Regions from separate parts of the Homo sapiens genome. Here region 1 is linked to region 2. The links are chromatin loops, found by intact Hi-C in ENCODE. Cell type or tissue: Caco-2. All regions are shown on one strand. Links, peaks and the distances in the headings refer to the core of each region. The heading gives the core; the rest is flanking DNA. Region 1 overlaps LOC124903530 (a long non-coding RNA gene). Region 2 overlaps PPCDC (phosphopantothenoylcysteine decarboxylase).

Region 1 (5,370 bases), core at 273-5,272, 100 kb after region 2:
CAGATACACAAGTAAGGTGGGATGCACTGCAACTCACCTAGCATCCTCCCAGGGCTTACTCTGCCATAGGATCTCTGGTGCCAGACCTAAAAATGTGTGCGGAAGGAATGGAGGCAGGTGCTGGGGAGAGGGGAGGCCTGCCAGGAATTCTAGAATGCACCAAAAAAGGCCACTTCCTTCTGTTGCCAAGGTCCTGGGTCTCTATGCTTTAGGGCAAGGGTGTCTGGGGATGGTCCTTGTGAGGGGCAACTGGGGACCCTAGTGGGGCAGGCCTAGGGCTGCCAGATAAAATATAGAAAGCTTAGTTAAAATTAGATTTAAGATAACAAATACTCTTTTAGTATAAGTATATCCCAAATACTGCATAGAACCTCCTCATCCTAAAAAAAAATTCAATGTTTATCTGAAATTCAAATGTAATGGAGTCCTGTATTGTTGTTTGGTAAATCTGGCAATCCCGTGTAGGCCTTTGCTATTCAGCTCGCTGAGCAAAGTGGCCCCTCTTCACTTACCTTGCCACCTACCAGACCTGCCCAGACCTGGTCCTGGCTGCCTCCAGGCAGCACAGCCCACTGAAAGGAACCCTTTCCGTCCCAAAGCTGCCCAGAGCCTGAGAACAGAAGCAAACTGCGCGCTTGGATGGATATGGCGGATTAGGCTATGCCTTTGGAGAACTAACTCCTCTCGGAGAAGGGGGCTCTCTCTCACAGCCAGGACCTTCTGGGGTGCCTATGCGGAGACGCCCTCCTTCCTTGACCCACTTCTTCTCCCCACTCCCCGCTGATGCCCAGCCCTCTCTCTAACCTTCCTGAGTTGCTGTCTCTGCAACTCCCCCTGCCAGGACTGGCTATCAATCCCTTCAGAAACTAAAGCCCAGTCCAGCCCCTGGGAGGCCTCCTGGGTGTCTGGGATTCCCCTGGTGGGATGCGTCTGGCCTGAGGTTGGAGACAATGATGCGTTCTTCCTCCCAGCCAGTGGCTTCTCTACCAGCCAGACTGCTTTGCCTTTTCTCCTTTTAAGGACCTGAGGGCAAACTCTCCTTCCCTCTGGGAGGACTTCTTTCTTCCAAAGGTCCCAGAGGGGGGTGTGTCCTTTAGCTTGAGGCCCTCGCTTTCCTCCATTCTCATGACCTTGCCCCCTTCCCTGTGGAGGGTCTTGTTATGCTGAAGGCACCTTTCCCTCCTTCCGGACTGGCGTTCCTAGCATCCCCACGGAAACCGAAAATGCCTCCTGCAGAACCATCTGGCCACATGGCTCCAATCTGCCCTCTCTCCCACCCCCGGTTTCCCCTCCTGGAAGGGGGACACAGGGAAGGAGGCTTAGGCAAGGCATCCCTGGCGTGCCTCAGTCCCTGAGGCATAATAATATAATGATTGTTGCTGTTTCATGCCACTAAGCCTTGGGGTGTTTTGTTACATAACTGTAACTGGAATGTATTTGATCACAGGCTCCATCCTGCACCAGGAGCAGCCTCGGGTTCGCGTGTGTGGGAGCTGCAGAATGCCTGTACAAACTTCTATACCCTCCCCATGTCCCTTTGCACAAACAGCCCCCATTGGCCATCCTTTGGGCCTAGAAGTTCATATCCTGCTGCCTGTTCATGTCCTGGGAAGCAACGTGGGTTGGAGGCCAGCTGAGCTCTGGAAAGTGGGCTTGGGGTCTAGAAGAAGGTCGTGGGCTCCACATGGGTTCAAGCCTTAGTCCCAATGGGCCGAGGAGCAGAAGAGGACCACAGTGAGGTTCTCTAAAGCATATGGCTTAGACAAGGGCCCCATGCCACAGCTAAGGGCAGTACTAGCTGAGCACTTCATATCTTTCATCTCTTGTTTGTTTGCTTGAGAAAGAGGATCTCCTTCTGTTGCCCATGCTGGAGTGCAGTGACTATTCACAGGCGCAATCACAGCTCACGGCAGACCCAAACTCCTGACCTCAGGTGATCCTCCCACCTCAGCCTCCCAAGTAGCTGGGACTACAGACATAAGCTACTGCACCCAGCACTATCCGTCATCGCTTGATCCTCACCCAGTCCTGTTCCATTGGGCTTATCGTCTTCATTGCCCCAGTGAGAGCACCAAGGCTCATAGAAAAGCCAGTCGCTTGCCCAGGGTCCTGGGACATATGTCTGAAGCCAAGGCCAGGAGCTCTCCATTATACCATATGGCCTCAAAGGCCCTCCTTGGTTCAAAGACACTTGATGGAGCATTTTGTAGAAACATCATCTCCTTGGCTTTGTTTAAAATCAACATCACCACCCACAGCCCCCCACCACACACACACAAAAAATATATCTGTGCACAGTGGCTCACGCCTGTAATCCTAGCACTTTGGGAGGCCGAGGCAGGCGGATTGCCTGAGCTCAGTAGTTCAAGACCAGCCTGGACAACACAGCAAAACCCCATCTCTACTAAAAATAGAAAAATATTAGCCAGGTGTGGTGGTGCATGCCTGTAGTCCTAGCTTCTTGGGAGGCTGATTCAGGAGAATTGCTTGAATCTGGGAGGCAGAGGTTGCAGTGAGCTGAGATCACATCACTGCACTTCAGCCTGGGTAACAGAGCGAGACTCTCTCCAAATAATAATAATAATAATAATAATAATAAAATAAACTTCAAAACTAAAACAACTTTAGGCTAACTGGGAAAACTGAAATAGGAAGACCTCGCCTTGACCCTAGGGAATGAAGCCAAAACTCAGAGGGCTGGAGGTATCCAGCTGCCTAGCTGCTGTCCAGCTAGGAGCACAGTTTCTTTGGAGGTCCCCAAACCATGCTGGTGGAGCCTCATCTATCTCTTTAGCTCCCCATCAAAGGGATCACTTTATCAGCTGCACAGTCTTTAAGCCCAACGTCCACAGCAGGACTCTCTTTTAAAACAGTTTGGCCTTGAGAGAGGCAGTCCGCTTGTTATCTATGTTTTGTTTTGTGTTGGCTTCCTGGCGAGTTATCAGGGAGACTTTGGTTTCTTTGTCTTCTGTTATCTCCCTGCTGGGTTTCAAAGCTGCCCTCTGAGCTGCTGTCAGCCTGAGCTGTGTCTTCCCCTGCAGGGACAGAGAGCCGGAGGTGGAAGGGGCCACAACTCTACCAGAGCCTTCCCTTCCAGCTGTTGTCTCCTGGGCGCCCACCCCCAGTGCCTGGAACTTGCCAGCTCTCATCAAGGCTGGCTAGGTGTCACTTGTGGCTTCTCCAGGGGCATATAACATCAAGAGAGTGGGCCTCATAGGGCCAAGATCAGGGGAAAGGAGGGGGGTTTGAAACACCCTTTACAAAAATTATAACTAAGGAAATTATGACAGTGAAAGAGATCAGACCTAACTGACTCCATCTTGCTTCTAACCTTTAAGTTGTCCTGGTTCATTCCTGGACATAGACAGAACTAACTTTGGGAAGGAATTCAGTTTATGGTTTGACTCGGAAACAAAATTGATAATAGACCTTTCCTGAAAAGACCCCCTTCTTGCCTAGGACCCGCCTTTGCACAACTAACAAATTAGCTACAAGATGAGAAGCTGTGGTTTAGGGGTCATGCAGCCTCTGGCTCCAAGAGTCTGAACCTCCCCAAATTGCTCCTGTGGATAATATCACTATTGTAAAACCTAGATCAGCGCTTGAGATATTTTGCAGACCCTGCACTGGATGGATCAACTGATACCACCCAGACTGGTAATCTGGCTCAACCAGTTCTGCCATCCTACCCAGGAACAGAAGACAGCAAGAAAACATCACTTAAATCCCCTATTCAATCCATCTCCAACCTAACCAATCAGCACTCCCCGCCTCCCAAGCTCTTACCCACCAAATTATCTTTTAAGACTCTGATCCCCATATGCTTGGGAAGACTGATCTGAATAATAATAAAACTCTGGTTTCACCCACAGCTGGCTCTGTGTGAATTACTCTTTCTCCATTGCAGTTCCCCTGTCTTGATAAATCGGCTCTATCTAGGCAGTGGGCAAGGTGAACCCATTGGGCAGTTACATGTTCACAGAGCAGCCACTTTCTTTAAAATTGAGGGGCTGAGAGTGGTGGCTCATGCCTGTAATCCCAGCATCTTGGGAGGCCGAGGCAGGTGGATTACCTGAGGGCAGGAGTTTGAGACCAGCCTGGCCAACATGGTGAAACCCCGTCGCTACTAAAAATGCAAAAAAATTATCTGGGCATGGTGGCAGTGCTTGTAATCCCAGCCACTCCAGAGGCTGAGGCAGGAGAATCACTTGAACCCGAGAGGTGGAGGTTGCAGTGAGCTGAGGTCACGCCATTGCACTCCAGCCTGGGCAACAAGAGCGAAACTCTGTCTTGAAAAATAAATAAATAAAATAAACTTGGGGAAACCAACATAGACTTGTCACTTTACCTTTATATGTTTGTTTGCCAACTACAATACAAAAAGCAACTTATGGCCGGGCACGGTGGCTCACGCCTGTAATCCCAGCACTTTGGGAGGCTGAGGCGGGTGGATCATAAGGTCAGGAGATCGAGACCATCCTGGCTAACAAGGTGAAACCCCGTCTCTACTAAAAATACAAAAAATTAGCCGGGCGCGGTGGCGGGCGCCTGTAGTCCCAGCTACTGGGGAGGCTGAGGCAGGAGAATGGCGTGAACCCGGGAAGCGGAGCTTGCAGTGAGCCGAGATTGCGCCACTGCAGTCCGCAGTCCGGCCTGGGCGACAGAGCGAGACTCCGTCTCAAAAAAAAAAAAAAAAAAAAAAGCAACTTATATTGCTTAAAAAGAAAGAGGATGTTTTAACTCCCAGTGAATAGGAAGAAGCCCTTTGACCCTGAAGTCCTGTGAAGGGAAACAGGCTTAGAAAAGTTGGCCCTCCTCAGGAGATTGCCAAGTAGTTTAAGGTTTGGGGGAAATTAAACTCTTCCCAGTTTGGGGGATGCATCTGAGGGGAGTATCCTGGGGCATAGTGATGCAATTACCCGTCAGTGAAAAGAAGACAAAGGAGGAAAAAAGGAAACAGCTCTTTTTTTCTTTCTCCAGAGTCTGAGGCTCAAAGGAATTCCAGTGATTTAGGATGCACTCGTGAGGAGTGCAGGCGGAAAATGATTGGTTACCCATCTGGAAAGGGGAAAAACATGTCCCTTTGTTCCTTTCTCTTTCCAGTGAATACCCAGGGTACATAAGGAAGATAAAAAAAGGCATCCCTTTCTTTCTTCTGATCTTATATCCCCAAGTTGCAGAAACTTTGCAGGTGCCACCCATGGGTGCAAGTGTGACCTTCACCCATGTAGCAGGGAGGCCTAATGGGTAGGGATATTCGCACTTACCTATGTGCCACCCTATCCTCCTGCTGTTGGTAACCTTTGGGTTCCCTATACCTTCTCTATGCCATGGATGTGAGCATGACTTCCATCCATGAAGCAGGAGGGC
Region 2 (5,370 bases), core at 103-5,102:
CCTATCAGTGAGTGAATTGAAGAGCTCAGACCTGGAGCTCATTCTCTGCTCAAGCTCACCAATGCTTGAGGATGGTGGAATTTGTGGATTCCTATCTTGGTCTGCCTTGCAGTTAGGGGTTACCTGTACCCCACCTATCTGTTAGACTGAGCCCTAGGAGAGGCCAGAGCTTGGATCTTATCAGCCCTGCCCCCACCATATAAGAGGCTTAGTAAATGTTTGCCGAGTAGAGGCATCATCATGAGCCATGGAACCCACTGAGCCAACCGGAACTCCCTTGGGGGTTTTGTTAAGGAGGCCACCTCCTTCACAGCTCCCGCGCCTCATGTGCCAACCGCACTGGGCCCCAAGAATCCTTTGTCCTAGAATGTACCCACCAACTCCCCTGCTCAGGTTAGTGTCAGCTTCTTAGCTGGCCGCTAGGACCTGGGCACAGATCTGGAGCATGCCATCGTCAACACTGGTAGACCCAATGTCAGAGTCCTCTGCTGTGCGTCCTGGCCCAGAGGACTGGGCCACCAAAGCCCTGGGTTCCTTGTCTTGTCACAGATTAAGTGCGGGGCTACCACTTCCTCTTTAGAATCCTCCTTGGTCTCCAGTGGAGGCATCATCACGCCCTACTAGAAACGCCTGCTCTCCAGCCACTCAGCTGCTAGTTCCAGTTGGGCTCTTCTCCTTTTCTTGTATATGCCAGAGCTGTGCTATCTGATATATTTAAATTTTCTTGTATATTCCAGAGCTGTGCTATCCGATAAATGTAAATTTGAATGTGGCAGCCGCTTGCCACATTCAAATTTAAATTTAAATTAATTAGAATTTAATAAAAAATTCAGTTCTTCAGTCACAGCAGTCACACCTCAGATGCTCAGTGGCCACATGTGGCCAGTGCTGCCACACCCTACGGCACAGGTAGGGCCGTTCCCATCATTGCAGAGATGGAAATGCTCTTCACGGATAATGCTGTAGAGTTGTGGTTCTCAACGGGGGTGATTTTCCCTCCCAGGGGACATTGGATAATGTCCAGAGACATTTTTGGTTGTCCTAACTTAGGGATGGTGGTGCTACTGGCTCTTGGTTCTAGTGGGTAGAGGCCAGGAATGGGCTTGGCGGTGGAGACTCAGGCCATGGGATTTGTCTCATCCTGTGGCTGCGAAGTGCCTCTCCACGAGTTCCTTTGATAATCTGCCCCAGACGTAGCCTGGCCACACTAGGGGCCTGAAGTAGAAACGGGAGGTATCACTCTAAATCCTCATTCCATTTCTCCTGACCAGACCCAAATCAGGATTCCTGATGTCTCTTCAGCAAAGAAAAGGAAACTAGACTTGCCAACTGGTTTCGGGAAGGAATCTCTATACATGCTAGATAAAATGCAGGCAGCTTATGTAATAGGGTCTGTCCAAGCCTCAGTCACATACACAAAGAGATTTAGCTTAAAACTATTAGCTGTAAAAACTTTTCTCAGGTAGGCTGAGCGTGGTGGTTCACACCTGTAATCCCAGCACTTTGGGAGGCTGAGGTGGGCAGATCACCTGAGGCCAGGACTTTGAAACCAGCCTGGCCAACATGGTGAAACACTCTTTCTACTAGAAATACAAAAATTAGCTGGGCGTGGTGGCGCACAACTGTAATCCCAGCTACTCTGGAGGCTGAGGCAGGAGAATCTCTGGAACCCAGGAGGCAGAGGTTGCAGTGAGCCGAGATAGTGTCATTGCACTCCAGCCTGCACAGAGCAAGACTGTGTCTCAAAAAAAAAAAAAAAAAAAAGGAAAAAAACTTTTTTCTAAGTGGTGTCAGCAGGGGACTAAGCCGGGAGCTGCCTTTCAGGAATTCTGTAGCATATGGGGGATTCTTTTTTAATGCCCAGCGCTGCTTCTACCAGGACCCACAAAGGTGTAAGAGAAAGCCAAGGAAGGCTCCTGCCCTCAGGGAGTTTCTGCCCTGCCAGGGCTCCTTGGCATTTGCTGGGAAAAGGTCAAGGTAAATGAGTAAACGGTCAGAATTATTTAGTATCATAGAAGATAACACATGGTTTTATTTATTTATTTATTTATTTTAATGTGTACAGGGCCCAGCCCTTGGCTCCCAGGACCTTTTGGTGGAGTGAATGAAAATAAAAGAACAAAGCCCATAGGGCTGATGAATCAGATCAAGTGACATCCCTCTAAAACCAGAAAAACTAGTCTGGGCCTGCTAGACAGCACTGGGGTCAGTCAGGGTCACCTCCAAGGAGAGTCAGCTGCTTCAGTGGGTCAGAGGTGGGGCATCAGGAAAGACCCGCCCATCACATACTCTTCGCATTACTCCTTAGTGAAGACCTTGACCCCAGGAGGCTCCCTAACAATGTGACTGTAACCTGGGAGGGTGGCTAGAGAGTGGAGCCTCTGAGAGGTTAGGCAAAGAGCTTAGAGGGAAGATCTCAAGCAGGGTGAGAGGCTTAACAGGACCCCGGGTGGAGCTCCCCAGGGGACAGTGGGGGCCTAAAGGCTCTGAGACCTTGAGTGACGGTGTAGGGAAGGAAGAAAGGGTAGAGTTGAGAGGGAGGCGAGAACCCCTGAATCAAGGGCATTACCAATTTGGGGATGATTCTTTTTATTTTTTTATTGATGGATGATTGATTGATTATTTTTTTTTTGTAGAGAAGGAGTTTTGCCCTGTTGCCCAGGCTCATCCCAAACTTCTGAGCTCAAGCAATCCGCCCGTCTCTGCCTCCCAAAGTGCTGGGATGACAGGCATGAGCCACCATGCCTGGCGCCCAATTTGGGGATGATTCTGAAGGCCAGCACTAGGCAAGGTTCTCCGCTTTGCAAACTGGAAGATGGTTTTGGGAGCTGGGGAGAGTGGAGGACCTAGACCTTCAGGAAGTAGCTTTCCAAATTTCAGAATAGAGGCGATGAACCTGGGACATTCTTAAGTAGCAAATGGTTCAGGATGGTTGGGAAGCTCTTAGAAATGAAAGATGGTGGTCCCATGAGCAGAAGCAGGCAGTGTATTAGCAGAGATGTGGTCTCTGGCTACCTGAAGCCTTCTGTTGAAGGAGCTGGAAAACAGTTAAGTGGAAGGGAGGACATGTAACCAGAGATGAAGGAAGAATGTGGTCCAGAGCCCCCCAGGGTGAGCTGAAGCTTATGGCAAAACTCAGGAGGCTCGAGAGGGCTGTTTTATGTATTTGGAAGAAGAACAATGAAGCAGTGTCTGGTGCTGGAGGCCAGTGGTAACATTAGCAGAGGATAAGAAGAAATGGGAGGGGCTGGGCGCGGTGGCTCATGCCTGTAATCCCAGCACTTTGGGAGGCAGAGGCATGTGGATTGCCCTAGCTCAGGAGTTCGAGACCAGCCTGGCCAACATGGTGAAATCCTGTCTCTAGTAAAAATTCAAAAATTAGCTGGGCATGGTGGCGCATGCCTGTAATCCCAGCTACTTGGGAGGCTGAGGCAGGAGAATTCCTTGAACCTGGGAGGTTGCAGTGAGCCGAGATTGCGCCGCTGCACTCCAGCCTAGATGACAAAGTGAGACTCTGTTGTTGTTGTTGTTGTTGTTTTTAACAAAGAAATGGGGGGATTCTTTGATCTCATTTTGTTCATCTTCTCTTTTGAGCTTGTGGTGGTAGGAGGGACCTGAACCGAGGCTGGGTGATTCATCTCCTGTCCTGGGCAAGTTCTCTCCTGGGGTGCTAGGGTACTGTGGTTGGTGACCTACAGGAAGTGTGGGAAACGTCAAAGGGGCCAGGGGCAGGAGATGGCTAGTATCCATTTATCAAAAAGGTGAAGGAGGTGAGCTCCACAAATTGCTACAGATGAGGCTTGTAAGTGCTAAGAAAAGCTAGATTGGGATCACTAGGAACAAGGCATATCGATTTTAGTTTATGTTTTGGATAGTAGACAAAGTATTTTTCGATTTAGATGAGGCCTTTGATGGAATCCTAGGACCTCTCCCTAGACCACCTGGGGATGTTGTCAGCATGTTATAGCCAGTGAAAGATCCAACTTGGAAAGAGTTTCTTCTTGGTTCTTTCTCACCCCTTGCTCTGCTGCCACACCCACGCCCGTGGACATTGTGGGTGGCCTCTGCCCTTGACTTTGTTCTGTTCATAATTTGGATTAGTGTCTCTGGGGGCTACTGATGGTGGTGCTGGCTGAGAGGAGGAGCAACAGGATTGAGCTCTCAGGAGCTCTCTGTAGGCTGAGCAAACAGCAGACCAACTCTGGTGAGGGGAAGTTTACCAGGGACATGTGAGGGACAGCATTTGGGACCAGAAAAATAACTGCTCAGATACAGCCTGGCGCTTGTGGCTTAGTAGCAGCATGAATGAGAATAATTTTTTTGAGTTTTTGCTGATTGCAAACTCCATACATCAGCAGAGGGATGTGGCCACCAGAAGAGCTGCTGTGGGCTCAGGCTGCACCAATAGACATGACGCTCTAATTTCTTCATGAACCTAACAGTGGGGTTGCCTTCTCCGACCCCTGGAGGCAGAGTAAATGGCTCTCACCTGTGGGTTCGTCACTTCTGGGAAATTTAATTTAATTTTTTTTTTGTAATTTTCTCCTATTTTTCTGTTCTCTCTGGAACTCTTTAATCGTCAGATTTTTTAACCTACTGAATTGATTCAATTTTCTCATCTTTTTTCTACTATTATCCGTTTCTTTATCTTTTTTTTTCTCCTTTCTGGAAGATTTCTTTTAGACTTGTGTTGAATTTTTTATTTCACTGTTTATAATGTTAATTTCTAAGAGTTCTTTTTTGTTCCTTGAATACTCATTTTAAAAAGTGTTATGTTCTTGTTTCTTGGGTGTAGTCTCTCATCTTTAAGTTTTCTTCTCCCTCTATTGTCTCTGGGTTTCTATTTTCTGTTTGTTTGTGTAATCTCTTTCTTGCTAGAGGACTCTCCTCAGATATCTGATACTCCTTGGCTGTTCTTATTTGGGTGCCAAAAGTTGATTGGAAACTCTGTCTTCACTGCCAGGGACTTGGTACTCATCTGGTATTGAAATGTTTTGTTGGTGGACCTCTGAATTCCATATCTGAAGGTTTCCTTCCCTACCACATCTCCCTACTGCCAGGGTTATTTGTTTTTTCCAGAAGGACCCTATCAGTAGTCTCCTGCCTGGTTGACCTTGCGTTCTTAGGGTCAAGTAGGGGAAGCAGGCTTGGGTCTCTGTTTGGTCTGTAGATACTCACTTCTGCTCCAGGACTCCTTTGACCTCTGTTGTGCTAACTCTGCAAGGGTAGTATGTTTGGCTGCCTTGGGTGGGAAGAAGACCTGGGGGGACTTTAGCTGTTCCTTCTACAGGTCAGGAAGTCCTCCTGTATTCAGCTATCTGCCTCATGCTCACCTTTGTGGTACTCACTGCCTCAAGTCCTAGGCTCCTG

Evidence for each region. A loop is a pair of places that touch in the nucleus more often than their neighbours do. Peaks named below come from ENCODE experiments on the same cell type or tissue, not always from the same donor. Only the 100,000 strongest peaks of a DNase experiment are listed, where the experiment ranks them.
Region 1: it touches region 2 in a loop (6-fold over the local background); 15 of 110 quality-filtered maps call a loop at or near these places.

What each region holds. Positions count from the first base shown.
Region 1 is chr15:75,137,445-75,142,814 of GRCh38, forward strand. LOC124903530 (a long non-coding RNA gene) reads left to right here. Exons shown (of 2, transcript XR_007064721.1): 2 at 1,448-3,869. Among named protein-coding and RNA genes, the nearest start is that of C15orf39, 62 kb to the right of the region's middle. RefSeq lists enhancers at 2,573-3,264, 2,804-3,098 and a silencer at 5,170-5,370. In Caco-2, for the core only: no CTCF peak of the experiment used is centred there; DNase peaks (open chromatin) are centred at 957, 1,407 and 2,947.
Region 2 is chr15:75,034,220-75,039,589 of GRCh38, forward strand. All of the region lies in intron 2 of PPCDC (phosphopantothenoylcysteine decarboxylase), which reads left to right. Among named protein-coding and RNA genes, the nearest start is that of PPCDC, 13 kb to the left of the region's middle. RefSeq lists an enhancer at 2,206-2,706 and a silencer at 3,056-3,294. In Caco-2, for the core only: no CTCF peak of the experiment used is centred there; a DNase peak (open chromatin) is centred at 2,252.